2 separate regions of the Homo sapiens genome follow, and region 2 is linked to region 1. Evidence: chromatin loops called from intact Hi-C (ENCODE). Cell type or tissue: HCT116. All regions are shown on one strand. Links, peaks and the distances in the headings refer to the core of each region. The heading gives the core; the rest is flanking DNA.

Region 1 (16,567 bases), core at 5,718-13,717:
ATGAGTACAAACTAAAAATCCAGTAATTATTAAATCTAAGAAATGTTTATAAAACAATATTCAAACATCAGCAAGATGCCAATGGACAGCAGTTAAAAACATGCAAGTCCTCTATCACGGTAAGGAGAATATCAATACCACATATCACAATCTTCTAAGGATGGGTTGGGTACAAGGTATAGGGGGTGTTAAAAATTAAAAAGATTAAATACAAGAATGCTTCGAGACTAGCTGCATTATTTTTAAATAACATAAAATACTTCATGCATTTAATGTAACTGCAAAATATTCATTTTATGTTAGAAAATAGGGGCTGGGCGTCGTGGTTCATGCCCGTAATCCCAGCACCTTGGGAGGTCAAGGCAGGCAGATTGCTCGAGCCCAGAAGTTTGAGACCAGCCTGGGCAAGTTGGTAAAACCCCATATCTACAAAAAAATTAGCCAGGCATGGTAGCATGTGCCTATAGTCCCAGCTCCTCAGGAGGCTGAGGTGGGAGGATCACCTGAGCCCACGGATGTTGAGGCTGCAGTGAGCCGAGATCACACCACTGTACTCCAGCCTAGGTAATGGCATGAGACCCTAGCTCAAAAAAAAAAAAGAGAGAGAGAGAAAAGAGAAAAAAAAAAGAAAATGGGGAAATGGGGCACTCCTTTGGCTTGAGGTGTCTTTATAAATGCCAAATAAAAGACACCAAATTTTTTAAGGCAACTTTGATCAGATTAACTTTGCAAAGGAAACTTTGCTTATGGCTTTATAATTGATAATTTCACAAAATTTAATATGCACATATATACCACAATATTTAAAAGCAATAACGTTCATTTATAAGGCAGATACTAATGGGCATTATCGTTATATAATAAAATAATTACCCTACTGGATGCAAAATATGATTTCACATTTTTAGGAGATTTTCACAGATTGTCAGCAACATATTTATTATATAAATTTCACAAACTACATATGCTTTTTTACAGAAGAAAAACTCTAGAACCAAAACTGGTAAGTAATTTCTCAATTATTATCTTGGGATAGTAAGCAATTCCAGAGTCTCACTTGATAAGCTTATTAATTTTAAAAAAAGACAGCCATAACTAAATTATGTGACCAAAATTAACATGTGAGGGAAAAACAATTTTTAAAAAAGCAACTAACTTTACTACCTCTGGGTGGCACTATTAACTTAAAAGAAACCAACTACCAAACAAAAATATCTTCGATTTAACTGGCCCATAGAGCTCAAATTCCAAAAACCTGTATCAAATTCAAGTGTGGGTTTCATTAATTGTTTCTTATAAATATTACCATTTTTTTGCAGGAAAAATATCAAAAGTCCTTCTTCCCAATAAAATCCTTTCCAATTTAAAATCCCAAATGAAGAGTCTATCTCACAAACTTAAGAAGTGTTTCATCAGGCAAAATTCTGCGATAGAATTTTTTTCAATATTTTTAAGTAAACAATTTCTTCCAAACAATTTACTGTCAGTGTTCAACCCCATGATCAACCGGCTCCTGATGTTATTCTGGGTTTTCCTATGTTTAGCACAACACATCAACTTACCACACACCAATTTATAACCCATGACACCAGATTTGACTGTGAGAATATAAACATATACTTACGACTGGCAATAAGCAAGCCGCAAAATAAAATGAGAAATATGATCTCTTCTTCGTGGTTCATATTCATCTTCTAAGTTTTCCTTAAAAATAATGACACATGAATAAAATAAATGCATTAGAATGGTAAGAGGTGTAAGGAAATACTGAGCCAGCCTAAGCCAATGGTAAAGTAAGTTTCAAAAACATTTCTTTTTTTAGAGATGGGGTCTTGCTCTACCACCCAGACTGGAGAGTAGTGGTCAATCACAGCTCACTGTAACTTCAAACTCCTGGGCTCAAGTGATCCTCCAGCCTCAACCTCCCAAGCAGCTGGGACTACAAGCGACACCCACCATGCCCCGCTAATTTTTTATCTTCTGTATGATGGAGTCTCAATATGTTGCCTAGGCTGGTTATGAACTCCTGGTTTCAAGACTCCTACTCTAGTCCCTCAAAGCACTAGAATTACAGGCATGAGCCACCACACCCAGTCCCAAAACATTTCTTTTTTTTTTTTCCTTTTTACTTTAAGTTCTGGGATACATGTGCAGAATGTGCAGGTTTGTTACATAGGTATACGTGTGCCATGGTGGTTTGCTGCCCGTCATCTAGGTTTTAAGCCCCACATGCATTAGGTATTTGTCCTAATGCTGTCTCTCCCCTTGACCCCAACCCCCTGACAGGCCCTGGTGTGGGGTGTTCCCCTCCCTGTGTCCATGTGTTCTCATTGCCAAAACATTTCTTAATATGCTTTTCAGGATAATTATCATTTACCTTAAGCTATCAATCAGATGAAACCGAGAAGTAAACTAATCTTGACAAAACCCCTTGAGTTTGGACCGCACTATTTTCTTCCCACCAACCCCTCTCTTTTAATTTTCTTCTTATCCAGCCTATATCCAAGGTGCTCACCACCTCAACCACTTCTTACACCAACCTCAGCTTCTTTAATTTCAACCATTTGGCAAAACCTAGATTCTTAATCTACAACTACACTCTGCAGTCCTATTCTCAAAATGCTAAGAACCTCTGGAGAAAAAACACAACTATGGGAATTTGGAAAATATAATTTCGTGGCCTATAATCTCAACTAGATCCTTACCAACAGTTGGATCCAAAATAATAAGAACAAACATGTCTTGAGCACTCACTAGGTACCAGGCGGTGCCCTAAGAATTTTTAAGGCATGAACCCATTTAATCCTTTAAAAAAAAAAAAACCCTATGAGGGAGGCACTACTATAATCTTATTTTACAGATAAGGAAACTGAGGCACAGAGAAGTTATGTAACTTGTTCAGGGTCACAAAGCTTGTCCAGAGTAAGCAGCAGTGTTGAGATTCGACACAAAATCATCTCCTTCCTCACTTCTCAGAAAATCGTCAGTCTTCACCAGTTGTCCCAAGACCCCTACTATAGCACCTTTCCCTTCTCTCTGAACAGATGACTTCACCTACTTTACAGAAAATAAAGGCTACCAGGCAGAATCCTTCAGTCCCAAGCTTCCGCATACACATGTTGTGTTGCCTTCCATACATCTCTACAAAGCATCTCCTCTTCCTGGCATGTAAAGCTACATTAGTCCATTCTCATGCTGCTAATAAAGACATACCCAAGACTGAGTAAACCCATAAAAGGAAAGAGGTTTAACTGACTCACAGTTCCCCAGGGCTGGGGAGACCTCAGGAAACTTACAATCATGGCAGAAGGGGAAACAAACACGTCCTTCTTCACATGGTGGCAGTAAGGAGAAGTGCTGAGCAAAATAGGGAAAAGCCCCTTATAAAACCATCAGATCTTGTGAGAACTCACTATCTAGAATAGCAGCATGGGGGTAACCACCCCCATGATTCAATTACCTCCCACCGGGTCCCTCCCATGACACATGGGGATTATGGGAACTACAATTCAAGATGAGATTTGGGTGGGGACACAGCCAAACCATATGAAAAGCTAATTCCTGCACCTAAACCCCGCAACCCATTTGCTTGTGCCTCTTAAAGACCCTGACTTATCAAATGCTCTCTCAAAGTTTCAACTTCAAGCTCCCCTCTTCCCCATTCTATTCTAGATCTTCTGCTCAGCTTATAAACATGTTTAAGTATCTCCTGTCATATATGTACAAGTGTGTGCTTGTATATCTTCTCTTTTCCCTAAAACAACCCCTATATTCTGCCCTATTTCTCTTCTCTTTTCAGCTACACATTTTAAAAAAGTACATCTTCTATATCCACCGCTCCACCTTCCTTCTCCAACCACTGTCATTGTTCTGGTCTCTGCCCCTATCTATAAGGGCCCATCCAGCTGCTAAATCCAATGGACACTGTACAATTCATCTTACATAATCTATCTTAAGCTTCTGAAACTATTGTGGTTAAAAGCACCACTACAGAAACAAAATACCCAGATTCAAATCTTGGCTCCACCATTTACCATCTTATGAGCTTGGGCAAGTTATTCAGTCTGTGAATAAATAGGCTGTATCTGTAAAATAGGGATGATAATAATACCCACCTCATAAGACTGCTGTATGAATTACATACATGGGTTAATATATGTAATGCACTTAGAACAAAATCTGGTACATAGCAAACATACTATTAATATAAATATCTGCTGTTATTCCCTATTATCATTATTAATATCATGATCATTATTATTGAAACTCTAGCCCTCCTTGGCTTCTATGACACTACTATCCTGGTTCATCTCCTACTTCTGAGAAAGCTCCTTTCCATTCTCCTTCCCAAATTCCTCCAATTCCACTTTACCTTCAATATTGGTATTCCTCATGTCTTAACTTCCACTGTCATCTCTTCTCACTCAAATATTTTTCTAGGGTGCTCTTACCTACTCCTGATGATTCCAACCTTCTGCTAAATCTACTCCCACCACATGTCTTCCTGTATATTCAGACCTGTATATCCAATTGTCCACTAGACATCTCCACAGGCACCTCAAATTCATGTTAAGAACTAAACTCTACGTCTTCCAAGACTTGCTTCTCCTCCTGCATATCACATCTCAAAATATTACCACCATCCACTAATTTTCCTAACTAGAAACCTGGGTGTCATTTATAACTCTTCTCTCTCCATTCCCCCTACAATCAGTCACTAAAACCTTTTGATTCTACCTTCTTAATGTCTCTTCAACCGGTCCCCTTCTCTCATTTAATTCAGACTCTCATCATTTCCGGGCTTCTAACTGGTTTCCCTCCTAACAGACATGACCCTGTCAATCTGCTGCTGGCAGTCATCTTCCCAAAATGAAAATCTAATCACATCTGTCAACATGCAGCTCCACTACTACCTCTTCTGGAAAGCCTTCCCAAACCTCCCCAATCTGAGCTGCATAATTATGTATGTTTTTGGAGTTCCTGGAGCATGCATCTATAAACACAGTCATCATCCTGTATTGCACGGGATACATTTGGCATGTCTGGAAATATGTAGGGGTAGAAGCCAGAGATGCTACTGAGCATCCTACAGTGCACAGAACAATCCCTGCAACAAGGAATTATCAGACCCAAAATGATGTTAGTCCTGAGGTTGAGAAACCCTGCCATATTATAATCATCTGACTTCATGTCAATCACCCCTAATACACTGAAGAACCTTCAGGCTAATGATACATTAGTCTTTATAAAAGCCCAGTGCCTAATATAATATCTTTCCCACAAGTGACACTCAATACATAAATGCATAGAAACTGAAGGAACTTTTTTTTCCTTTTTTACTTACTCTGTAGGAAAACTTGAGCTTCCGAAGCTCACTCTCCAACTTACTCTGGTATTGTTCAGTTCCTTTCACATAGCTCACTCCAAGATTTTCAACTGATTTTAACACTAAAAAAAAGAAAAAAGGTATAAATGCAAGATAATGTTTTAAAACTAAATCCAAGACAAAATCTATGGAGGGCAATTCCATAATTACTTGTTTACAGAACATGACAGGTAATTGCCAGTTTATTTCCTGTAACGACATCATATAAACTACATATGCTTATAAGAGGATAATGTCCATCTATGTGCAGAAAATATCCATGTCCCACAGCATAATTTAATACCAGGGATTCTCAATCAGGGAAGAGGGATGGATGGTGAATAATCATTCCTGAGGAACAGAAAAGTATGTCAGTATGGAAAAAAAAACTAGGCACTCCTTGTTTGCATCCTTCGTATGGGAGCTGCCTGTTAGGCAGTAGGCATCATTTACTTGGCATAGATTCAACAGAAAAAAAGCATCCCTTCCTTTCCTGATGAAGCCGAGGACAGAGCACAACAGTGAAGAAGAAAGGCCATCCAAACAGCCAAATGAACCATCCTGAACAGATGCTACATACTGTTCAAAGGTTCCTAAAGCACCATATCAATCTTTCCTCAGATGAATTATTCTCTGGAGGCATTTTTGAAGTCAAGAATGAAGAACTTCTAATTGTCTCCTGAACATAAACCCCATGTCCCACAGGTATGGGTATCCAAATTAATTATCCTCCCCTCATTCCTACTCTTCGTCCTGCCATGCCCATCTCCAGCAGCAGAGTTTCCATGCATCAGATCATCCAAGCAGGAACTGCAGCCACTCCACACCTGCTCCCTCACTCCTCATATCCAGTCACCAAATCCTATCAATGCTAACTCCTCAGTATCCCTTAACTCTCTCCCTTCCTACCACTGCCATTGTCATTATCATAGTTCAGGCCCTTATCATTTCACCTCAAGTGCCAAACCCAAGGGACACTTTTCAATCACCATCTTAATCCCTATGAAGTATTGACACTGCTAAGCTTTCTAAAACCCTTTTCTCCCTTGTCTTCATTCTTTCATTCAACACACAGGCACTGAGTGCCTCCTCTCTGTATTAGCAGTGCTTACCCTGCTCCTCTAAGAATGATTAACAGTATCTCACCTTTCCTTCTGATTTCCCCACAGGGATATCCTGGAACATAAACTCTGAAGACAACGCTAGTGTTTCTGTTTCAATTCATGTCTAGCCCATTCTTTTCTCTAGCAACACACTGAGGATTAAGTAGGCCCCCAGGACGGTGGCCACATCCTTCTTACACCCCAATATCATATCATTAGCATGGCACAAAATGCCCTCCATACTTCTCCATCCACCCTGAATTCCTGAACTTGTTACTGTTAGCTCAAATATGAAATTCTCTTTCATGCTCCAAGCCTTTGCATAGGCCATTATCTCAGCTTGGAAAAACTCTTCACTTCTTCTCTGCTGGAAAATTTCTACTCATTCTTCAGTATGTCCAGATCACATTTCAACTTCTCTAAGAAGCTCATTTAATAAGACTAAGTCAGTCACTCCCACTTCTTTGTTTCAACAGCACTACCATTTACTTCTACTAGAGCAGTTAAAATACTGAATTATGACTATTATTTTGGATGTCTGTCTCCATGTACTAGAATAAAACTTCAACAAAAAATAACATTATTCATCTCAAAATCCCTGCCACCTAGAACATAATGGCACTCAATAATATGCATTGTACAATAAATAAATGAATGAGTACCAAACCCTCAACAAATATTTGTTGAATGGATTGCTGAATGAAGGATATGAATTACCTCAATAAATACTTGTTGAATGGATTGCTGAATGAAGGAAATGAATTACCTTCATTCATTCTCACAAAGGGTAAGTGAGCTTCTCAAGAATATATACATTCTAATTTAAATAGTACTTACATTTAACTCTATCAATAGCCAAGTTTTCAAATTCTATTAAAGATATGTTTTCAGAAGGTGGCTGCAAGTAAAACTGAAGGCAATGAGGGTAGGAAGCATTCCTCTGGTCACCTGCCAACCTCAGCTTCCTCCACTTTCTTCCAGAAAACTCCATCTTGGTCACCTTAGAAGGAAGTACACAAAAAGCGTAAAATGATGGAAAACAAAGTTGGGGGAAAAAAAAGAAAAAACACGAAAAAATAATTCCACAAACACAGAAAAAAAATGGATTTGAGGGCATGCACAAAATGTTAGCAGTGGCAATTCCTGGGTGATGTCCTTCTCTCGTTTCCAGATTTTCTACAATACACCTATAATAATTTTGTAATGGGGGTGGGAGAGGCGCTAGAGCAGATGCAGGTGGTGATCCTAATTTTCAGCAACATGAAAGTCAGGTGATGTTGCCTGCTCATTATAGGCCTGTGTGTCACTGTTCTTGGATCTTTACGATCCCAAGAGTTAACATAAGGTTTTACGTGGTCTGCAATCCTGAACTTAGAGGAAAGTGCTGTAGGTTCTGGCTAAATGAGGGTCTTACTTGATGGACTGGGTCCAGTTACTCACTTCCTCTGTTATGACTCTGGGAAACAGAGCAACTGTCTTTCGGAACTCCTTTTCGGGAGCATCCACAAGTGCCTTACAAAAGTTCCATCCCCAACACCCCTCCTCACTCCACTGGCAAACCTATCTCTCCCCAACTCCTCCCTGGTACCTGGGTGTCTGCCCCAAACAACCAACCCGCCAAGTCTGTCCTTCTGCTACTGCTGCCTGCAAAGTGATCCATCTCTCCTTTCTCTCGACTTGCAAGCCTTAATAACAGGATTGCTCTCTGTCCTAAATTCGCGGAAGTTTCCCCTACCTGCAAGAATTCAAACTCGGGAAAACACAAACGGTGGCAGCCACTGTTCCCGGGTGGCGGGAGAGTTCATATGAAACCGGAAGAGGAAGTGACTAGCACAGAAGGCCAGCCCTGCCCCACCTCCCCTTGGCGGGTAGGAGGGGGTTTGGCCTGAGGCTCTGGGCATGCTCAGTGGAGCGCGTCTGGGAATTCAAGGTGTTCCGTCCACCTTGGCAGCTTTAAAGTGTTTGGATGTCAGTGTTTTGGGGATTTTTTTTCCAAATTTTAAGATGCATTTCCTGTATGTGGAGTCGGTAGCTTTAACGGTTGAAACTGGGGTGCTGAATGCTAGTGGCGAAAACTCCCACACGCCGAAAATTGAACCAATGTAACTTCGTCTGGGGACACTAACAAATATTCCCTATATTGAGGAAAATATGGCGCTTTAACCCTCAGGGCTGGCACTCATCACTTTCAATCTGGGGAGGAATGAGGAAAAAAGGCATTAGGATCTTTTTTGCACCTAGCTCACTATTAGGGGCTCTTTTTTTTCCGCTCGTTTAATCTTTCAGCGACCTATAAGGTCCTATAAGATCGTATTACCCCCATTTGGCAGATGAGAAAACAAGTTACAAGATCCTCGTTAGTTTGCCCGTCTACATACAATACATATTTTGAATTTCGTATTGGGCGGCAAGCCCCTACTGGCAGGTTCCACGTTCAATTCGCTCCCCGCTCTCCGGCAATGCCTCGCACAGAGGAAGCGCGCAGCTGAATTATCTGTGGAATGAACTAGAATGAATGAAAGAAGGCACATTCGCAGGAATCGCTCTGCAATCTACAGGAATTAGAAGAACCCAGCCTCGGAGGGAAGGTAGGGTGGAAGAAGATGAAGCACTGGAAATCACGCGGACGTGCCGCTTACTTTCCAGATGTCCGACTGCAGACTCACAAGCGGGGCGTCAGAGCCACCACACCAGTTCTCCGCTGTCTGTAAGATTTTCGAGAACTGGAAATTAACTTCACTCGTGGCCTCTAGGAGGCGTGCCTCGCTTACAAATGTGCTGGAATGAGGCTCCGGTATAGGTAGTCCTTAGGAGATCAAATGAATGCTTTGAAATGTTCACGTTTTTAGAAATGCAAAGTACATTGAAACAATATCAAGCTTCAAAGCATCTACCCAGCCTGGACTAAACTGTGGCTGGCACTGACTTTATATCAGGACCTGTTCTAAGTGGTTTACATATCAACTCATTTTATTATCATAACCACATAAGATAGGTTATTCCCCCCGACCCACCACCAATACCCGAGACAGAGTCTTGTTCTGTCGCCCAGGCTGGAGTGCAGTGGAGCGATCTTGGCTCACTGCAACCTCCGCCTCCGGGATTCAAGCGATTCTCCTGCCTCAGCCTCCCAAATAGCTGGGATTACAGGCGCCTGGCTAATTTTTGTATTTTTAGTAAAGATGGGGTTTCACCATGTTGGCAAGCTGGTCTCGAACTCCTGACCTCGTGATCCGCCCACCTCGGCCTCCCAAAGGTTATTATATTAAACGTATTTTCTAGATACGGAAACTGAAGAACAGAGAAGTTAAATGAAGTCAAAAGGACACAAAATGTCAGAGCCATGTTCAAACCCAGAGAAACTCTCCAGGCCCCACTGTGCTAACGATCTCACTACACCAATTCCAGTAATATGACAGCAGAGCTTCACCTCATTTCTTCCTCTCTGTATTAAATACATAATACAAATACGTAATACAAATACATCACGTGGTCCAAAGAAGACACCTGAAAGCATATAAACTGCCTGAAAAAACCTGCATCACAGACCATAAGAATATTTACATGAATATCTTATCTCTGGATAGCAAACAAATTTAAATATTATAAATTACAAAGAAAAAAGATATAAAGACTTGACCATAAAAAGTATAAAATTATGCATGTAAAAAATTCACAGAAGTATTTTGCACTCATCAAACTAGAGAAAGGTCTACCAAAAGTATAACATCGAAAAGGTTAATGCCATCAGGATACAAAGAAGTTAACTCATTAGGAAAAAAATCCTAAGACACAAACAGAAAAATAGGACAAGAAGAAGAAGAGGTAACTCATAGAAAAAATAACTACTGTTAAATATGAAAAATGTTTTTATCACTAGAGGCAAAGAAATTTTCTCCTGCAAAATTGTCAAGGATTTTATAATGAAACTACTCAGTGTTGCCACCTGTTTTGCTCCTCATTTAAACCCCTGAGGCTCTTCATGACTCCCATATGGTGTAGTTCTTTAAATAATTATAGCCCTCTACTACAGAAGTTCTTTATCTTTTGGAAGATCAAGATTAAGAACTTCTGTAGTAGAGGGATGTTAATTAGGTCTATGAACCACTGGACAATGTGATGAAAGCTCTCTTCAGAAAAATGCACCTACACACACATCTATACTATTTCAAGAGGTTCAAGATCACCATATGTGGCTAGTTAAGAATTCCAGCACTACTAGGTTTTAAGCTTTCTTTGGATGAGCCCTTTTGTTCATCTCTGTGATCCCCAAAGTACTTCCTACAATATCTGCCCAATTAAAAGACGAAGTAGCCAGTGTCATTTCATGACCAGCTCAGAGAAAACTGGAAATATATGTTCATGCTTAACATACCAATATCTTACTATGTCACATAATAGCTGCCTTTTCATCATATTAAAAACTGATTTTAAGCCCCGGGGAACAAAATACCCTGTGTTGGTCAGCTATTCCAGCATTTTTATTGTTTCCTAATGCCACAGTTTTGGTCACTACCTCACTGTGAAGGGTGTTTTTCTGAATCCAGAGGCAATTGCAATATAAATCCGCATATCACGGTAGCAATAATGCACAATAATGTTATACATTTCAGCAGCCATGTTCAGTAAATCACTGTGAGCTCTTTCATGTATTCACTTCATCTACAAAAAATTGATTGACACAATGCTCAGCCCTGGCAACCAAGATTCTTGTAAATACAGACATTGACCTCACAATCATGGGAAGGAAAACATACATAAACATGTAAGTTTTACTTCCACTGAACCATAGCATCTCAAAAACAGGGATGACTGTTTCATTCATTTCTGTGACCCCAGTGCCTGGCACTCCATGGGCCCTCAATAAATACTTATGAAACTGAATTGTTTTTGTTTTTTCTTTGGTTTTGTTTTGTTTTTTGAGACGAAGTCTCGCTCTGTTGCCCAGGCTGGAGTGCAGTAGCATGATCTCGGCTCATTGCAACCTCCAACTCCTGGGTTCAGGCAATTCTCCTACCTCAGCCTCCCGAGTAGCTGGGATTACAGGCGCCTGCCACCATGCCCAGCTATTTTTTTGCTTTTTTAGTAGAGACGGGGTTTCACCACGTTGGCCAGGCTGGTCTCAGACTCCTGACCTCAGGTGATCCACCTGCCTCGGCCTCCCTAAGTGCTGGGATTATAGGCGTGAGCCACTGCGCCCAGCCCATACTGAATTGTTGAATACTGTGAGAGACATATGAAAAAAAATGCTGGGTTCAGCTTCCCATTAAACAGATGGTTTGAATCAAATGTGACTCCAACCTATAAAACTTCAAGTCCTCATCTGAAAACATTATACACATTCCTTCCAGAATGAGTTGGCTTCCTAGTTTAGCCTGTAATAAAGCACAGAGTACCTTCTCTGGCAGAATTTCCATGAATCATCACTGCTCAATTCAGTGCCTGCCTTGGGCATTACCCAGCTACAGACAGACTGCCCCACGTGGCATTCACCCTGAGATAACTCCTCCACAGCTCCAGAACTTCTATCCCAAAAAGTGTCACACTTACAGCTGAGAATTTAGTTGCCATGCTTGGTAAATCTAAGTGAGTGTTCATTCCTCTTCTGAGCGGGGTGTGTCGCCCTGAAAACCAAAGGCGTGGTAAGCTTCTTTACTGAGTAAGCATGCTGTAAATTCTAGGTCCTACCAGCTGTGTTTGCCATGAAAAGCAGAGAACATGAGGTATTTCCAGCAAGATAGCTGACCCATAAAAGCTAATGCAGAGTTAGCCAACCTCTGGCCCTCCACCCTCCCCATTTCACTGCCTACCTCTCGGAGTTGGCTGGGAAACAACCTAAAGAAAGCACTTCATTCTCTCTCCATTTGCTTTAGATTGCTTTATTAGTCAAAATCAAGGAGCAGGAGAACTGACAGAAAGCACATTCTTAATGGTAGCACGGTGAAGAAACACTACCCTTCCATATATCAGCATTATTTGGTGTGTTCCAGAAATAGTAATTAAACACTTACTAAGTGCCAGGCAACATTTTCTATGCTGGGGATATGAGAATGATGAGAGAGCCAAAAAATCCTGCTCTTATAAATCTTCTAATGGGGAAGAGAGACAATAAACAAGTTAAAGACATAAATAATTATGTTAGATAACAACTACTAAACAGAAAGAAATTAATCAGAAAAGAAGAATGTAAAGTTTTTCAAGGAGATAATGAAATTTTAGAAAAGATAGCCAGGAAAGGCTGGCTAAGAATGTGGCCATGAAACAGAGACCAGAAGAAAACTTGGGATTTAGTCATGTCTATCTTTAGGAGAATAGCATTTCAGGCAGATGGAAGGCTAATCTTAATTCATTAGTATTTAAGACATTACAATATTGGTACAAGAATAAAGTCATCAATCAATGGAACAGAATAGAAAACCCAAACATGGTCCCACACCTATGAGGAAACTTAGTATATGACAGATCCACCGTACAAATCAATGGAAGAAAAAAATAGACAATTCTAAATGGTGCTGGGACAATTGGCTGTCTATAGGGAGGAAAAATGTATTCCCTACCTCCTACTATATAAAAAATCAATTCCAGATGATTTAAGAACTTGTATATGAAAGGCAAAATTTTAAGAATTTAAAACAAATATATAGACGGTCTTTATGGTCTTGATGGTCCAAAGAATTTATTTAACAAGACATTAAGAAAAAGCATAAGCAGTTCTGGAGATGGATAATGGTGATAGTTGCACAATAATGTGAACGTAGTTAATGCCACTGAACTGTACACTTACAAATGGTTAAAATGGTAAATTTTGTGTTATGTATATTTTAAACTTTTTTTAAAAAAACAAGCTAAAAAGAGAAAGATTGATCATTTTAACTACATTAAATTAAGAACTTAAGGGATTTTGCATGGGGAGGGAGTTTCTGTTCATTTGTTTTTTCAAGACAGGGTTTCCTGTTGCCCAGGCTGGAGTGCAGTGATGCTATCACTGCCCACTGCAGCCTCCACCTCCTGGACTCAAGCGATCCTCCCAGCTGAGCCTCCCAAATAGCTAGGACTGCAGGCACATGCCACCAAGACTGGCTGATTTTTAAATTTTTTTGTAGAGATGGGGCTGCACTATGTTGCTCAGGCTGGTCTTGAACTTCTGGACTCAAGCAATCCTCCTGCCTCGGCCTCCCAAAGTGCTAAGATTACAGGCATAAGCCACCACACTTGACCTTTTTAAAAGTACATAAAACTTTTTAAAGTACATAAATACACAGTTTTTTAGATATCCACAAATTGCGAGATGATAAAATTAACACAGGGTCATTGTTAGTATCAAGATAATAAGAAAAAAATAAAAAACAGTAGAAAAGCCCTCTCCCCCCTCTCCCCTCTCCCCTCTCCCCTCTCCCCTCTCCCGTCTCCCCTCTCCCCTCTCCCCTTTCTACGGTCTCCCTTTCTTGCGGAGCCTGGACTGTACCGCCATGATCTCGGCTCGCTGCAACCTCCCTGCCTCGGGCTCCGGTGATTCTCCCGCCTCGGCCTGCCAGGCACGCGCCGCCACTCCTGACTGGTTTTTGTATTTTTGGTGGAGACGGGGTTTCGCCGTGTTGACCGGGCTGGTCTCCAGCTCCTGGCCTCGGATGATCTGCCCGCCTCCGCCTCCCGAGGTGCTGGGATTGCAGACGGAGTCTCGCTCACTCAATGCTCAATGTTGCCCAGGCTGGAGTGCAGTGGCTTGATCTCGGCTCGCTACAACTTCCACCTCCCAGCGGCCTGCCTTGGCCTCCCAAAATGCTAAGATTACAGCCTCTGCCCGCCGGTCACCCCGTCTAGGAAGTGAGCAGCGTCTCTGCCTGGCCACCCATCGTCTGGGATGTAAGGAGCCCCTCTGCCCCGCCGCCCCCTCTAGGAAGTGAGGAACGTCTCTGCCTGGCCGCCCATTGTCTGGGACGTGAGAAGCGCCTCTGCCCGGCCGCCCAGTCTGGGAGGAAGTGAGGAGCACCTCTGCCCGGCTGCCCCGAATGGGAAGTGAAGAGCACCTCTGCCTGGCCGCCCCCTCTGGGAAGTGAGGAGTGCCTCTGCCCCGCCGCCCCGTCTGGGAGGAAGTGAGGAGCGCCTCTGCCTGGTTGCCCTGAATGGAAAGTGAGGAGCGCCTCTGCCCGGCCGCCCCGTCTGGGAAGTGAGGAGCGCCTCTGCCCGGATGCCCCGTCCGGGAGGTGAGGAGCGCCTCTGCCCGGCCGCCCCGTCTGGGAGGTGAGGGGCGCCTCTGCCCGGCCGCCCCGTCCGGGAGGTGAGGGGCGCCTCTGCACGGCCGCCCCGTCTGGGAGGTGAGGGGCATCTCTGCCCGGCCACCACCCCGTCTGGGAAGTGAGGGGCACCTCTGCCCGGCCGCCACCCTGTCTGGGAGGTGACGGGTGTCTCTGCCCGGCCGCCTAGACTAGGAAGTGAGGGGCGTCTCTGCCCGGCCGCCCTTCGTCTGGGAGGTGGGGAGCGCCTCTGCCCGGCCCCTCCCCGTTTGGGAGGCGAGGGGTGTCTCTGCCCGGCCGCCACCCCGTCTGGGAAGTGAGGAGCGCCTCTGCCCAGCTGCTGCCCTGTCTGGGAGGTGAGGGGAGTCTCTGCCCGGCTGCCCTGCCTGGAAAGTGAGGGGCGCCTCTGCCTGGCCGCTCTTTGTCTGGGAGGTGGGGAGCGCCTCTGCCTGGCCACCCCGTCTGGGAAGTGGGCGCCTCTGCCCGGCCACCCCATCTGGGAGGTGAGGGGTGTCTCTGCCTGGCCGCCCCGTCTGGGAGGTGAGGAGCGCCTCTGCCCGGCCGCCACCCCGTCTGGGATGTGAGGAACGCCTCTGCCCGGCCGCCCCATCTGGGAAGTGTACCCAACAGCTCCAAAGAGACAGCAATCATCCAGAACGGGCCATGATGACGATGGTGGTTTTGTCGAAAAGAAAAGGGAGAAATGCGGGGAAAAGAAAGAGAGATCAGATTGTTACCGTGTCTGTGTAGAAAGAAGTAGACATAGGAGACTCCATTTTGTTCTGTACTAAGAAAAATTCTTCTGCCTTGGGATGCTGTTAATCTATAACCTTACCCTCAACCCCCTGCTCTCTGAAACATGTGCTGTGTCAACTCAGGGTTAAATGGATTAAGGGCGGTGCAAGATGTGCTTTGTTAAACAGATGCTTGAAGGCAGCATGCTTGTTAAGAGTCATCACCACATTGTGGTTTTGATTTGCATTTCTCTGATGACCAGTGATGATGAGCATTTTTTCATGTGTTTTTTGGCTGCATAAATGTCTTCTTTTGAGAAGTGTCTGTTCATGTCCTTTGCCCACTTTTTGATGGGGTTGTTTGTTTTTTTCTTGTAAATTTGTTTGAGTTCATTGTAGATTCTGGATATTAGCCCTTTGTCAGATGAGTAGGTTGCGAAAATTTTCTCCCATTTTGTAGGTTGCCTGTTCACTCTGATGGTAGTTTCTTTTGCTATGCAGAAGCTCTTTAGTTTAATTAGATCCCATTTGTCAATTTTGTCTTTTGTTGCCATTGCTTTTGGTGTTTTGGACGTGAAGTCCATAATGAGATACCATCTCACACCAGTTAGAATGGCAATCATTAAAAAGTCAGGAAACAACAGGTGCTAGAGAGGATGTGGAGAAATAGGAACACTTTTACACTGTTAGTGGGACTGTAAACTAGTTCAACCATTGTGGAAGTCAGTGTGGCGATTCCTCAGGGATCTAGAACTAGAAATACCATTTGACCCAGCCATCCCATTACTGGGTATATACCCAAAGGACTATAAATCATGCTGCTGTAAAGACACATGCACACGTATGTTTATTGCAGCATTATTCACAATAGCAAAGACTTGGAACCAACCCAAATGTCCAACAATGATAGACTGGATTAAGAAAATGTGTGATAGACTGGATTAAGAAAATGTGGCACATATACACCATGGAATACTATGCAGCCATAAAAAATGATGAGTTCATGTCCTTTGTAGGGATATGGATGAAATTGGAAATCATCATTCTCAGTAAACTATTGCAAGAACAAAAAACCAAACACCGCATATTCTCACTCATAGGTGGGAATTGAACAATGAGATCACATGGACA
Region 2 (16,567 bases), core at 3,328-11,327, 950 kb after region 1:
CTGTGATTTAAGACTGTTTTTCCGGGCCGGGCGCGGTGGCTCACGCCTGTAATCCCAGCACTTTGGGAGGCCGAGGTGGGTGGATCACAAGGTCAGGAGTTTGAGACCAGCCTGGCCAGCATGGTGAAACCCCGTCTCTACTAAAAATACAAAAAATAAATAAATAAATTAGCTGGGCATGGTGGCACATGCCTGTAGTCCCAGCTACTCGGGAGGCTGAGGCAGGAGAATTGTTTGAACCTGGCAGGTGGAGGTTGCAGTGAGCTGAGATTGCACCATTGCACTCCAGCCTGAGAGACAGTGTGAGACTCTGTCTCAAAAAAAAAAAAAAAGACTTTTTTCTACCTCTCGTGTGACTCTTTTAGTGATATGAAGTTAAAACCAAGTACTGTGGGTGCCCACCTGATTTTTGGTTCTTATGAAGGTGATTTTTTTCTATAGACAGTTGTTAAATTGGTGTCCTTGTTTGGGGGGGGTGGGGGGTGGGCGTCGATTGGTGGAGCCTTCTATTCTACCATCTTGCTCTGTCTCCTCCTTTTTATTTTCTGTAACTATTCAAAATCTCAAGACCCCTATCCTATTTCAACACTTCACATCAAATTTTCATAGCTCTTAACTTATGGAGAAAATTGAAGCCATAAAGTATAAAATGTCTTGACTTCTCCCCTATCTCTAAAAGATTTGTCTAGATATCTACTTAGCCTTACTTTTCCCCCTTATAGATGAAGGATGAAGTTTCTTGAATCCAAGTTCAACTTGCTAGAGCCTGCCTCTCTTTGTTCTCTGGCAGGTTGAAACTCTCCTTCTCTACTGATTTATTCCCCTCTGCATATAAATATTCTCACATTTCATTAAAAAAAAAAAAACTTTCTTTACCTTGTTACCACTCTGGTTACTGGTATTTCTTACTCATGCTTCTTTTCTCAGCCAAGCTTTCCAAAAGCATGTCTTCTCATCCTGCCTCCTCTTCCTCCGTTTTCTCTTCACTGTGGGTTTCACAGTAAGCTGGTGTCCACAGTCCCACTCCTTGGAAACTGTTATGCCAAAGGTTATACTTGTCTTCTCAAATGTTGCAGCCAGTGGAGAGGTTTTAATCCTTATCTTAAGAGACCTCTTATTGGATATACAGTGTTAGCTAGCTAGTTTTTTCCTCTTAAAACCCTCTACTCCTGTGGCTTGGGTGACATCACTCTACTTGTTTTATCCCACTTCTTGAGCACTCCTTGTCAGAAGCGAGTCTTCCTTTTACCCATTAAACATCTATGTTCTGGAGAATACGTCAGCTACCCGCAGCTCTTCTTACCCTATTGTTGTTTCCTAAACAACCAAATCCACTAGTTTTATTTACTTCCAACATGTTAAGCACTAAACTTCCATCTCTAAAAGTGAACCCTCCAGCTATGAACATATTTGATATCTATACCTGGAGGCCACATAAGAACATGTCTAAACTGAATGCAATATGTCTGCTACCCTCATTCTCATTCAACTTGCTTTCTTCCTGCCTTTAATTTCCCCATGAGCTCTCCCCCACACCCACCCCAAGCCACATGTGGTCAATAATGAAGTCTTTCAGGGAATATTTTGATTTGATTTTGCATCAGTCGTGGTCCTGGCAGGAACCTGATGGCATGAACAAATGATGTGACTAAGGAATATGAAAACCACTGTGTAAAGGGACTTGTTACAAAGTGTGGGCAGGGCTTAGGGGAACCATAAAATAATGGCACCATGCACTGGACTAGAACAGCAGAGAGTGCCCACCACCCTCATCCTGACAGGGCAAGAAGAAGGGGAGGTGACTAGAACCTGGAGGCCGTGCCTTTCCAGAGAAGACTGCTTGGTGAGAGCTGTCATCTGGCCAGGAAGGAGGCAGGGAAAATAATCTCAGACTCACTTTCCTCCTATCCTTCTTCCACGGGTGCCTACCACTGGCTGAACTCAATTGGAAGCGAGTGGACAAGGAGCTGATTCAGTCAGTCCATACGGTTCAGCCTCCTCAGTTAGAGAGCTGGGTGGAGAAGTGAGGAGGGTGGATCTGGAGGGCCAAGTGGAAAATATCCAGGACAGACTCCTGTGGGGACTCAGCATACAGCTGTTACTATTTATACTAGGGTTTTGCTGACCTTGATGTAATTTCATACTTTTCCTTTCTCGGTCTCTAACATTCTTTCTCTTTTTCCCCTTTGGCTCTGGCGTTCTCTCACTTTTCTTTCAAACTGGCTTTCTGCCTCTGGCTGAGTCCATATGTCCCAAGAGTTCTGGCATCATGTAAGGCTCTACTCAGGCATGTGGTGGGATTCCTGTTCTCTGGGACAGTGACACTAGATGAGGGTTGAAACTGTTTATTTCCCTCAGCAAAGTTTCCTGGCAAATTTCCACCTGGAGAATCATCTGTTCATGAGAGTCTAAAGAATCTCACCAAGTTCTAGGTGACCAGAAATGAGTAATTAGATGGGAGGGAGGGAGGGATTTTGTTTAGAAGCAGTGATTTCCTAATAATACCTAGATGTTACTGAATGTCTTTTTTACAAACATTCCAAGGTTTGGAGACATGAAAATATAATATCTTTTTTTTTTTTTTTTTTTTTTGAGACGAAGTCTCACTCTGTCACAAGGCTGGAGTGCAGTGATGCGATCTTGGCTCACTGCAAACTCCGCCTCCCGGGTTCAAGAGATTCTCCTGCCTCAGCTTCCCGAGTAGCTGGGACTCCAGGTACGCGCCACCATGCCCAGCTAATTTTGTAGTTTCAGTAGAGATGGGGTTTCACCATGTTGGCCAGGATGGTCTCAATCTCTTGACCTTGTGATCCGCTAGCCTGGGCCTCCCAATGTAATATATCTTAGTTTGAGAAATCCTACACACAAGATCCCTTTTACTTATCATATTTCTTGGTTCTTTCACTTTAAAATATCCTATTTTGTTCTACTGGGGAGGTAGAATTAGCAAACAAGATGTCTTCAATTATTTGCAGCTTGGCATTTGTGGCTGTCAAAAGGCTGGTAAATAGGAAAAAAATTCTATGTAAGAGGAAAATGCTTATCATGGATGCCTCTTTTCTTGGGGAAATGTCACTTCATCCATTCCGTAAGGTCTTTGTAAGGTGGTCTTCCATGAGCTCCATCATCCTTAGCCATAGAAATGGATATTTCATACAAGTCGTGCCAAAAAGAAAGTATCCTTCCTCTAGCAACATGTCTGGGGTAGAAGTGAGCATGTGACCCTTAAGAGATCAATAAAAATCTTTTCCTGGATTGATGTACACACTGGAAGAGACACACTCCTTTTAAAATAGGGTGGCTAAGTTGGGAAGGTGTGAATCTGGGGCAGCTATTTGTAGTCAGGTTCTTATTTGGAAGCTGTAGAAATCCACTCTGGATGATTTAAGCAGAAAATAAATTTATTAAAAGCCTGTTTACGAGGAGATGTTGGTCAAAGGATATACAATTTCCGTTACACAGAAACAATAAGTTCAAGAAACCTATTTTAAAATACCCTCACTGGTTAATAATAATGTATTATATTCTTGAAAATTGCTAAGACAGTAGATTTGAAGTGTTTTCAGTACAAAAAAAGTATGTGAGGTAATGCATATGTTAATTGTCTTGATTTAGTCATTCCACTATGTATACATATTTCAAAACATGTTATACAAGATAAATAGGTACAATTTTATATGTCAGTTAAACTTTTTTGTTTGTTTGTTTTTTGAGACAGAGTCTCGCTCTGTCACCCAGGCTGGAATACAGTGGCCCGATCTCAGCTCACTGAAACCTCTGCCTCCTGGGTTCAAGTGATTCTTCTGCCTCAGCCTCCCGAGTAGCTGGGACTACAGGCATGTGCCACCACACCCGGCTAATTTTTGTATTTTTAGTAGAGGCGGGGTTTCACCATATTGGCCAGGCTGGTCTTGAACTCCTGACCTCAAGTGATCCACCCGTCTTGGCCTCCCAAAGTGCTGGGATTACAGGCATGAGCCACTGCACCTGGCCTAAACATTTTTAAATAAAAAAATTAATTTTTAAAATAGCTTATTAGTAAGTAGCAGATGGAATCCCTAGGGTGGCCAGAGCATCAGGTACTATGTTCACCAACTGGAATATGGCTCTAAATTATGCCTCAGGCCTGGTCCGGTGAGGACACCATTGCCATCATGGCTGAGCCCTAAGCTCTCCAGCCCACAGACCTGACACTGAACCTGGGATGCTGGACATCACATTAGTGCAGCAGCTGCTGCTGTTGCCCCCAAAATGTGAGTTCAACAGGGACAAGACCTCAAAGTTTCTTTTTTTTTTTTATTTTGCTTTCTAGCTCCAAATTTAGGGGTAGTCTGGGTTATATGCCAGATCCCCAGCTGCAAAGGCATATGGGAAATCAAACATCTGACATTTTCAGTTTTTATACTGGGAGGGCACACGCCTCACCAAGAGTTATGAGGCAGGAAATTCCCTAAACATAGAGAGGAGTTCCAGATGCTACAGAACAAAAGAATGACCAATACCATTACAACAGCCACCTTCCCTATCATGGGAGAACTGGACTGCAGAATTAAGCCAACATAAAGGAGGGAGAAAAACCAAGAGATGGAGAGACAGACAAAGCCCAGATGACATTATTGAAGCCTCTGAATCTAGATGTTCCTGAAGCTTTTTTCCCCCCACTCCAGCCTTACATAAGCTGATAAATTCCCTTTTTGGCTTTAGTTACATACTCCCTTATGAGTTGAGCGTCTGTCACTTGTAAACAAGAAATTCCTGCCTTATATGGTGCTGTGTTCATTATTAGTGTAGAAATCATATTCTTGCTTCTTTATTGGGGCATTTTTACAGAGTTCTCCCTGCCAATACTTTCTGAATACTCTTGATGCGTTGACACATGGACAAGCCTGAGTGAGGAGGAAGAGAACCACCATTCCTGTCAGCCAGCCTGGTAGGTTGGCCAGTCTCTCCTTGTCCTGTGTAAATGCTTTCTCAGATCAAATTATCCAGATTTTCTCTAATTTTGCTCCTGTCTCCTGTATTTCAAGGAATACTGTTCTCAGCTAATGAGAGCATGAAATCCATGCTCTATGTCCAGTTGCAGGGTCAAAGTGTCTGCTTTGACTGTCTCTAAGATTTGTGGATTTGTACAGGAATCCATTTGTAAACATTTGATTAGAAGCCGGCTCCTTCCTCTCCAGGAGTTGGCATATCTCTGGCCCTGTTGAATTAGTGTTCTGGTGTAGGACACACCTCAAGGATTTATTCTCTGGGGGAATAAACATCTTGGAGCTGTCCCCTCATTTTCTGGGGCACAATACTTGTTGCCTTGTCCCCCTTCACTTTGCTAAGCACCTCTGGCCTCCCTGTTTCTTGGGTCCAACCCAGTCACAAGGGGACTCAGCCCAGCTCTGTGGAGCAGGGACTTGGGTGTGGATTCTGGAAACTCCTTTCTGCTTGTCCGATCATCTTCACTTCTCTGATGGCCCAGGGAGCTGAGGCCTTTAGGGGTTTAGCCCAGGAGAAATAGATGAAAGGTCAAGGAATTCAAATAACATATGAATGGAAAGTCTAAGGTCTTCTTGGCACCCAAAATGGTACCCACTTCTCCTGAATGGCTCAGACACTCCTGTGGATATAGTGTTCTTTCATCTGATGTCAATGAGAGGCTGAACTGCAGATTCTGCATGTCTCTGGCACTTCTTGGATTTATGAGGATGGGCCCCTCTACTCAAACTGCCCTTTCCTGGGGAACCCTGAGAAGTTCCAGTCTACCCAGGAGCTGGTGAACAGGCAGAAGAGGAAAGGCCTGGGATGGTCCACGTGAATGGGGGGAACTTGGGTTGAAGGCCGATATCTCTTCACCTTGGTTGCCCCTGAGGTGGGGCTGGGCACCTGACTCTCCTGGCATGCCCTTAAGCTGATAAAGCATTGGTCATCAGAATGCAGCAGATTGGGCTGTGATTCCTTGTCATTTAGATGAGCTGAAGCCAAACAACTCATAAGATGTCTCTTATCTTACCCTATCCCAGTGTACAAATGTAGTCCCTAAATCCTCTTTCTGCATTAGGATTTTCAGTGAATCTACTGAATAAATAGCAGATGCTGAAGAACTGAGTGACGATACATTTTTAACTTTTCAAACAGCAACTTGATGGCATTTAACTTCTCTTGAAGCTTCCAGACTCTGGAATATATCACACTTATTGGCTGAATTTCCCTTTGAACCTGGAGGGTTTTCAGCAGACATGAGTAACTGGTGAGCAGAAGTTGTGGTCAGCATGTGGTGCAGATCCTAGAGGAAGGGAAAGCAGGTTTTTAAGATGATCATTCAATTCTTCAAGGCATTTCCTTTTTCCATAAAAAGATTATATATTAACCTGATTAGAAATATGTAAATAAGCTGCCTCCTTCCTTTTATTTTCATCTGTTGCTCTGCAAAATCCATTCTTTTTCTGGGAATGGAAGGAACTGATGTAATTGTTCTGTGTGGAGGACAATGAAGAGCTATTGGATCTTTGCCAAGTACATTTCCTGCCAGGGCCTGTTCCTGCACTCAGTTTAATTATGAGCAATTGTTTGGGCTGTGATGTGAAGAAATATTAGAGAATGGAAAAAAAGAAGACCAGAGTTCAGAATATTATGCTACAACTGATTCATGTTTTGGCAAGAACTCTTAACTAGATTTTATGCTTTCGCCTTGTGATGGTATCATAGGGAGCAGCTTTGCCATATAAGCACATAAAGCCCAATTGTACGGTTTATTTTGAAAAGGTCCAAGTAAAAGCATTTGAAAAATGCAGGAATAACACCAGCTATAGGATAGAGTTCTGTGTTAATCATGTGCAGTGCCCTCACAGAGGGACCGCAGTTATTTTAAACTGCATGTTAACACCACCTGTATTTAGCTGGTGTGTCAAATTTTATTGCTTAGCTTTTCATATATTTGACAAATCTCACATTTTACAGAGAGGCTCTGATTAATTCTCACGGTGTGTGCTCAGAGAGGGACGTGATGCCGGTGGAAGCTGAACTCTGAGGAAGGCCGGGAACAGAGACAGGTTTTTCCAGATCGGGATCTGAATCAGGCAATCCAGGAGCCTAGTGTCCTCAAGCGGCCACTGCTGGGAACGTGAATGTAGGCGAGGACCTGGAGATCAGACTCCATGTGGGCCGTTGACCTTTTCTGTTTTTTTGATTAATAAAGGAAAAGACAAATACAGAAAAGCATAACAAGAAATTTAAAGTAGCCTAAAATCTCACCACCTAGAGATAACGCCTATATGGCCTCAAGTCTTTTTCTAGCTTATGTTTACACGTAAGCATATATTTTTGAATAATTACAACCATTCAACATAAACTGTTTTGTATGATACTTTTCCAATTAAAATATATCATGAGCATTTCCCTTGCTTTTAATTCAAATGAAAGAAGTTTTAGTAGCTGAGTGTGATTACCTTTAATAGCTGTACATTCACTCTGAATATCAATTGGTTTTGTATAAATATTTACTGTGGCTGTTTTAATTAGTTTCTGTTTGAATATCATTGAGGTTGAGCAATTTTTTCGTATTTATGGCCATTTATGTGATTCTTCTTTGGCGAATTGGCTATTTACATCCTTTGCCCATATTTCTATGATGGAGACATTGAATTAATTCTAATTGATTTAAAAGATCTCTCTCTGTTGAACACATTAACTCCTTTTATCATATCTTATAAAAAAAGTTTTCACAATTGTTTCCTTTCTTATCTTGTTCAGGATTCTTTTAAGATGGGAAGATTTACATTCTTTTGCAGTCACATACATCAGTTTTTTTTCTTTATTTTTTTTCTACCTTTATGTCCAGAAAAGCCTCTGGGTCTCAACATCAGACACTTTTTTTATCAATATTTTGATTCTTTCATGGACACAATTTTACATAACACCCTCTCACATCTTAGATTTCTTTTGCTGTGTGATATGTAGGATGGTTTTTGATGGGTCCTGCGTTTATCTAGTATTCATTTTGTTTTGAATTGACTTATGGCTATTCTTACCCTGTTATCAGACTGCTTGAACTATTATAACTTTATAGTATGCCTTCATTATCTTCTAGGGTAAGTCCTTCCACTTTTTACTAGTATTTCCATCTTTAAAAAGCCACCAATGATTAAAATAACACTTTTACTTAAGTGTTTTGAATTGAATTTTGTCTTTTGGCTATAGTTAGGAAAGATGACCAAAACAATTGGTTCTCGATATTCAGCTAATAGTAGATACTCTGGATTCATACTTAGTATTTATTTGCATTGATTTCTAAGCAATCTGTACTCCACCTAGCTTGTTTCCAAAGATGGCAGAAAATACCATGCTGCCCATTCTACAGATAGAGTCTCAGCAGTGAGCATATTACATTTTTAATGGAGAAATTATGTGGACATTTTTCTACTGAAATAGTCACAGTTAAATAAAATGAATGGTATACCAGCATCCAGCATATATTTGAAGACTGCTGTAGAAGATTAAAAATTAGAGACCATTGAAAATTTCTCTTCCTCAGCACCACTGAGAATAGGAACAGGAAATGTCCCAAGCGACACTTGCTCACAGAGAATTAATGATAGGAAGTGACCTTGAAGCTTCGTTCCCAAGAAATATAAACAAACTTTCCCTGGCAGCCAATGGCAGATAACTCTGAAACAAAAGGAATGTAAGTGAATTTTAAGGGGGGTGAGGAGAAGAGGTTGTGGAGTAAGAACCTGGTTCCAACCATGACCAACTGGAATTTTAATCAAATAACAAAGTGGTCACTGCCCTGGATAGCCACTGTTGTGCTCTTAACCGAGATTTTCTTCTAACTGTAGACAAATCAAGCCATTTCACATTGAATTTTTTCCTCTGCAATGCATGAAGCTGTGTAATCATCCACCTAAAATTATCTTATGAAAGAAGTGTCATTTCAATTCTTTTTGATTTGTCCACATCTCTGAAGAACACACTTTTGATGTGTATAGGTGCAGAGATTTAAAATTTTATATTTGTCTAGTATATAAAAATTATAGCTCAACAAATGAGAGAATAATTTAAAATGGTTAGGTTGTCCTAGAATAACTTATTTTAATGTTTAGAATTATTTATGAAATAAAAAATTACAAATATTCTGCAAATACCCCCCTGCTTAGTTGAGTCAAAGGACAGCTTGTTGAATAATTTCTGGTTAGAGTGCTGAGATTAGCACAAATTAGAAAAGGTTAAAATTTTTTTTCACAGTAGTTTAATTGAAATGATTGTGCGCAAATGCTTTTGGGTGTTTATGATATACCTTTAAGAATTGTTTCTTCCAGGTGCAGTGGCTCATTCCTGTTACTCCAGCACTTTGGGAGGCCAAGGTGGGCAGATCACTTTAGTCCAGGAATTCAAGACCAACCTGGGCAACATAAGGAAACTCCATCTCTACAAAAAATTAAAAAATAGCTGGGCACAGAGGCGTATGCCTGTAGTCCCAGCTACCCGTGAGGCTGAGGCGGGAGGATCTCTTGTGCTCAGGAGTTCGAGGCTGCAGTGAGCTGTGATTCCTCCACTGCACTCCAGCCTGGGTGACAAAGAAATACAAAAAAACAAAAAATTGTCTCAGTTCCAAGTAATAGAAAACTAGATGAATTAGCTTAAACAATGAGGATATTTACTAACTTACATAACAAGGAATTCAGAGGTTAATGTTCCAGAGAAGATGAATTCATTGGCTTGGTCATTTAGGTTCCTACTTTCTGCTGCTCTGCCATTCTCAGGGTCTGAGAGGGATTGGTTATCTCCCCTTATTGTCTCAAAGCGTCCTTTGTAGACACAAAATTATACTGTAGAAGAGTGGGAGTGTTTTCTCTTGTTTCTCTTGAGAGGGAGGAAATTTTTTCTAGTAGTCTTCAGAAGACTGTCCTTCACAGGTCATTGGCCAGATCTAAACCAATTGCCCACTCCCAGACTAATCACTGGCAAAGGAAATAAACTGACTGTAGTTGGTTCAGACCAATCAGTTTAGACTTGGATCACATAGGGAAGGCGTGAACATGCAAGCAAAGAGTATTGAGATTCTACCAGCCAGGAGGAAGGGAGAGGCTATTGTGTAAACAACAATCAGCATTTGAAAGTGATTTCCCATATATTATATATGAACAGTAATCAGTGAATAATGGCATTTTAAATCAATTCTAAATATTTTAAAGTTGATTTTAACTAAAATGGAAAAGCTACTAAATTAACATGTTTCTGATGAGCCATTAAAACTTGTATTTATTTGTAAGATCACAGAGACCTTACATAGTCTTAAAATATTTACCATTCTAGTAAAGGTCTAACTCTGAAAAGATTATATTTTTTGTTAAGTAAATTGAGGTAAGGTTTAGACGGATGTGTTTTTAATAGTACAAAGGACACCCTAAAATCTTAGAAGTACAGTTATACTTACATGGTTGAACAGTTCTGCTAAGCACGCAAACTGGCCCAATGGGAATGAAACCATCTTACAAACTATTGCTGCAATAGTTGCTAAAAGTGTTGTGCTGTTTTTCTTGCTGTGAAACAGTTTTCCACTCGTGGAAGTGTGGAAACACTCATCTGGAAGAAACTTGAATTTATCCTTTTGAGAGGTGTTGGCCTGCAGTTCAGACCAAATCCCATCAACCTAATTGCTCCTGCCACAGGGCCTCAAGAGTAGAGAATGCTCCCTTTGTAACCTGACAGAGGGGGCAGAGCTCCACAAGATCTATTGCTTGCAAGAGAAGAGAGAAATATGACTTTACATGACATCTTCCTCCCAGCTAGTTGCTTTTTTGGCACTACTTAGTTGTACATTGGGATTTTTTCTGCATTCTAAAAAACATATTTATTTTCAAATGGGAGTAGCCCATTCTTACTCCTGATTCTCAGCTTCTGAGAATTGACATGATCCCAACCAGACACTCGTCAGATTTTCCTGCTGCGGTACTTGGCTGTCAAAGCTAAAAGTCAGTCCTAGTATAAGACCAGTGATCTCTGACTTGCAGAGAGGGTTGTTATGGGAGGAGGGAGAGCACTGCTCAGGCTCAGACTTGGCGAGGCTGTGTTGTAATCAGGGTTTTGTATGTTGAGCGAGACTGTCTCACCTTTTAGTTCTTTTTTGCACGTTCCCTCCTGCTGTGGCTTCAGTGTCTACATCCTTTTTATCTCTTTCCCTCTATCAAATCTAATTGCAGAAAAGGAATCCAGTAAACTCCATAACATACAAGGGTAAATGCTATAAGGTGAGAGACACATTTGCATTAACCTTTTCCTTGAATTTTCAAGTAAGACAAATCTCTAAGTCAAAGATTGCATTTCTAATTGTGACATTTGGGTTTTCCAAAAAAGCCAGGAAGAAAGGTTGTCTTTTTATTCTTTTTTAGGGATTAGAATTCTTCTTGCAGTCCTAAAAAAATCCTTCCATATACTGAGGTGGCATCTTAATCTATAAGGGGCTATAGTGAAAGGAAAACAGGCTTGGAAAGAAGTGGTTGTTATACATGGTGTAAAGATTCAGAGTTAAACCCATCAGGTCAATGAAACTGCTCGATGTCATACCCACTCACCACCCTCCCAGTCTGTGAGGCATTGACATATAAGAATGGTGGGAGCATTTTATTACCACATTGGAACCCACAGTTTTATAACTTTGGGAGGCCTGGTAACTTTAGTGCATTAGACTATTGGGAATAGAATTGAGACAGGAATATTTTAGAAAATTATAAACACTGAATTTATGTCCTACCTATAGCTAAAGGGGAGGGGAGGCAGCTTACATTAAGACATCCTAAGCAATAAAATAGCAAAACCACGAAAAAAAAGATTCAAGAACCAAGAAGTTAAATGGTAAGGGTAGGATTATACCAGAAAATTATTTATATTAAACTATTCTTTGCAGCATATAAGTTAGTGCTGAACTTAGAATCAAGAAGAAGTTGAAAGGTACACAGGTCTGCTTTTCTTCCTTGTCTAGCCATTAGGGGAGTAGAAGAATTCTAGTCCTCAGTTTAGGAAATAATCCATTATGCAAGCTTTTATGTGGGGGAATATTCGACAATACAGAGGATAAGATGATTTATTCCTGTGAGTCATTTTGGTCAAGTGTAGATAGCTATTTAAGATTAATAGAGATTTGAAAATGTGGGGGAGAGGTTTGTGGTGAGCTGTAATTGTTTTTATTCCTGATAAATTTGATTCCTGGTGGTTTAGGATTCCTGAGATTAAAGGGGTTGCCTTAATCCATGTTAGGAACCCCAAGAAGTATGTTTCCTGGACATGTTATGTATGAAGCAAAGTTCTGGGGCAATAACATGAGCATCCCAGAGTCGTCTCTTGGGGAAAGGATTTTACACATGCTCACAGAGTTCATAGAGTATTCAACTCACCAGTGACTCAGAAACAAAAATGGAACCAAAATACTTTCTTGAAACTCATATAATCCTTCTTGTATAAGCCTTAAATGGTGCCCAATAATAGCTGTGGTAAAAGAGACTGTGTCCTCTGTGTGAGAAAATAGACTGCTTAAATTTCTGAATCTTTTTTTTTTTTTTTTCCTGGGCTCTTTACAGAGAGAGATAACATCTAGCAAATTGGGTAGAAAAAAATCATAGCTGCTCTTTGTAGTCTTTACTGAGGGAGAAGTAAATTGTTGCCCTAAAGCCAGGCAAGATAAAATGAAGGGCACCAAGCTCAGCTGTCTGAGAACCAGGCAAGGCTTGTGATGGGAAAAGCAGCATAGCACAAAGCCCCTTTCACCAGCTGCCTGTGCCATTCAGATGGTTTGCTATGGATGGAGATAAGTTGGATTTATGGGAGAGGGTCTCCCCAAAGGGTCTAGCACACAATCCTCTCTTCTAGACAAATGGGAAACCTTATTCATCTGTTAACAGCATCCAGGAGAAAATGGCCCTTGAAGATAATATCTGTGAAAAAGCATTGTGTGCTAGTCAAAGAAACTGTTTGTTTCCATGGAGGTAGAGGAATCATTGAGGGTTTTAATTTTTGCCTGCCTCTTTTCTGAAAGGTCGCCGCCTAGGTTTTCTCATTTACAGCACCTGACACTGCTACTTCTGCCAGGATCCATTAGTACTGTCTCGATGGTTCCCTCTGCCAATTACAAAGAATTTAACATTAATGAGGGGCTGGGGCACTAAAGAGCTCATCAGCAGCAACTCAAGGGACAACTGGGAGAGGCACACACTCCGTCAAAGATGTAGATATTTGTTTTTTCTATTCTAATGAAATCACACAACACTCATTGTGCTCATAATGCACTTATCTTGGCAGCTTTCCAACCTATTGAACGCTTGCTGATTATGTCAGCCATCAAATTTGCTGTCCAGTGCAAACTCTGAGTTTGTCCAGGTCTGTCTGTCCCAGTAATTACCTGCCCATTGATCTAATTTTTGTTCTGACTTGTCACCTATTAGCAATATAGGCATTCTTGCTTTTAAATCAGAGGTTCTCAGATTTCTGAAGTAGTTCTCTTCCAAGGAAGGCACAGTCCCCTTGGGGGTTGTTTGGGAATGTGTCGGGGGGTATTTTGGGTTGTCCAGTCAGATTTTATCAGGCAGAGAGCAGTGATGCTAAGCTTCCTGAAACACACAGGACAGACCTGTTCAGTATAAGATCTCCTCACCCCAAATGTCCAAGGTGAGTTTAAATGGACAAATATTACCCAATACCTCCCTCTCAGTCCTGATGGCCCCTCCTAGGAACTTCACTTATCTCTGGATGAAGCAAATCTTCTGAAACACACAATCACCTGGTAATGCCACAGGGTGACTGACCTCAAAATGGCTCCCACAGTGATCTGTGGCACAACAGGACCACCTAAATGAGTCCAAAGACCTGGATTCAAGTCTCATTCTATCATTTCCTAGTGGTGTGGCCTCTGCTGAGTGACTTAACCTCTGTAAGCCTCAGTTTTCAGATCAGAAAAATGAAGATATGAAAACATACCTCACAGGGCTGTGCAGATTAAAATAGACGATAAGTGTGCAATCACTGCAAATAAAAAGCTCCATACACATGATACTTATTACGTGTATATGACCTGCTGCTTCTGCTGTCTGAGACACTTAGGAGAACGAGGCCTAAGCCTGGTTCCCAGAAGGCTAGGAAGTGAGCTTTGCTCTCCAAAATCATGCATTCGTTTATGAGTTTAGAGAGGACAATTTGTCTCTCCATTTCTTGGGCACATATGTAGGACACTCATTTTGAAGGCTGTGCATAACAGATGTCAAACATTCATGTTTCTAGGAAGAATGCCCCAAAGAAGTTACTGATTGTCTCTTCTGGCTTTTGGTAGTGCCTGGCCCTGATGGAGATTCAGGGCAGAGATGTTGCAAAGAAGGTGGGAGAAAGGCATCATTGTGATAAGCCCTGGAAATATAAGGGGCAATGTGGGCGTGGGGGGTAGGGTTTGCTGCCAAGTGGAAGAATTAATAAAGTTTTCAAATACGCACCGGCCCGGGACCTGGGATCAAACACACAAACAGCTAGGGACTTGCACAGCAACAAGAGAAGGCTGCTGAGGTTCTTAACAGAGGGGCCTAGGTGGTAGAGGTGGTGGGAGTGGGGAGGGCTGATCCAGGCAGACTGTGTATAAATGCTGGCAGGAATTCAGGAATGAGAGGGGTTGTGCCCGTGTGGAAAGTAGAGAGAGGTGTCTTCATGGTAAGTGGACTGGGGGAGGAGCATATCTTTGAAGGAAAGGCCGAGAAGGAGATGTCAGAGGGAGAGCCAAAATCAGCGTTTCTTAAACATGGGGCCACTGCTACTTTGAGTAAATTTAGTAAAATGTATTTGAACAAATTTAGTAAAAGTCTCAATATTTTAAACCATTGAGTCCTTTACCTACTGGTCTATTTATAAATCAGGGATCCCAAATTATTGGCTTGATCAAATTGGCAAAATTACTTATTTTATTTAAAATTAAAAAATAATACATACTTATTGTAGAAAATTTAGAAAATAGAGCTAAGCAAAAATAAGAAAACTTAAGGCACTCATAGTCCCACCACACAGAGATAACCATGGTTAACATTTTAGTGAGTTTTCTTCAGACACGATTATACATTTAAAATATAATAAATGAGATCATACTTTATATAATTTTTTTCACTTGCTATACTGCTAGTATCTCTCTAGCTTGGCTGAACTTGCTACTTGTCAATGGTTTGTCATCTGGCAATTTCAGGGTGCCCCTGTGGTAGTAGGAGATGGTGGACGGGTCGGGGGTGGATTGGGCAAGGGTTTCCAGGGGCAAGCGCTCATTGTGTTCAGTTAACCTGGAGACCTGATTCATATCCTCTTAGTGACCAGGAAGGTGACTGTTCCTGATGGAAGGCCAAACAGCCAGAGAGCCAAAGGAAAAGGTTACGTCTGTTTGAAAACAATGCTTGATATCCTTGTGGATGAACCATGGACACTTTGAGCTGTGCTTCCTTACACAGGCTTCAGTAGAAATGCTACTTAAAGAGATATTGGTTGCCTTTGTGTTGTTTATGTTGTAGAAAAGAACACACACACACACACCACACACACACACGCACACGCACATACGCAGCCATCACTCATAACCCCACAGAGATAACTGCTTTGACTTTTTGATTTTTTTTTATGCTTGGATCTTTCGTTCCTAATTTAAAATAATTCTGCCAACCAGAGTTTCCTATTATTACCATTTTGGTGCCATTATTTTTAAAACCAAAATTGTAGTTATTCTGATTTGGAGCTTCTTTATCTTCCTGTAGTAACCAAGTGTTTTCCTTAAGCCACTGGATAATCTTCTACATCATTTCAAACAGGTACCTGATAGTCCACTGAATGGATTATAAGGATGAAAAATAATCCTTTGTCACTGAGCATTTAGGTTATTTCCAACTTTAGGCTTGTTTTCCAATAATGTTTATAATATTAAAAATAAAATTAAGCAAATAGTTGTGCAACCTGCAAACAAAATCATGATCACTGAATACCCTGGTTATTCTTTTATGAGACGGAGCATGACATGGAAGAAACTCAGGAGACGGACATCCCACTGGCTCTGCTTTTGAGGATGTAGTTTAGTCTCATCCTCGTTTTACAGTGTAGAGAACTGAGAGTCAACAAACTTGAGTTACCTCTCCCAACCACAGAACAAGCAAATCATAAAACCCGAAAGTCTCTGACTTGCTGTCTTATGCCCTTTATTTGGTTAATATTGATTGATTGATTGATTGAGACGGAGTCTTGCTCTGTCACTAAGGCTGGAGTGCAGTGGCGCAATCTTGGCTCACTGCAACCTCCACCTCCCAGGTTTGAGCGATTCTCAGCCTCCTAAGTAGCTGGGATTACAGGCACGCGTCACCACAACCTGGCTTATTTTCGTATTTTTAGTAGAGACGGAGTTTCCCCATGATGGCCAGACTGGTCTTGAACTCCTGACTTCAGGTGATCTGCCCACCTTGGCCTCCCAAAGTGCTGTGATTACAGGCATGAGCCACTGCGCCCAGCCTATTTGGTTAATATTTAAATCCAATATTCTTAGATCTAAAAATACAAATAAGAAAAAAGGTGAGGGTTGTTG

The links. Hi-C counts contacts between places; a loop is a spot of excess contacts. Peaks named below come from ENCODE experiments on the same cell type or tissue, not always from the same donor. Only the 100,000 strongest peaks of a DNase experiment are listed, where the experiment ranks them.
Region 2: it touches region 1 in a loop (5-fold over the local background); 3 of 110 quality-filtered maps call a loop at or near these places.

Annotation. Positions count from the first base shown.
Region 1 is chr6:57,309,338-57,325,904 of GRCh38, reverse strand. It overlaps PRIM2 (DNA primase subunit 2), which reads right to left and starts at 8,275. Exons shown (of 14, transcript NM_000947.5): 1 at 8,204-8,275; 2 at 7,306-7,468; 3 at 5,345-5,448; 4 at 1,625-1,704. The coding sequence starts at 7,459. RefSeq lists a silencer at 9,141-9,190. In HCT116, for the core only: a CTCF peak has its summit at 9,231; DNase peaks (open chromatin) are centred at 8,324, 9,224 and 11,874; H3K4me3 peaks cover 2,846 bases; H3K27ac peaks cover 2,496 bases.
Region 2 is chr6:56,360,746-56,377,312 of GRCh38, reverse strand. It overlaps a transcript of COL21A1 not described here. Among named protein-coding and RNA genes, the nearest start is that of COL21A1, 120 kb to the right of the region's middle. In HCT116, for the core only: a CTCF peak has its summit at 7,099; DNase peaks (open chromatin) are centred at 6,532 and 7,072; H3K4me3 peaks cover 351 bases.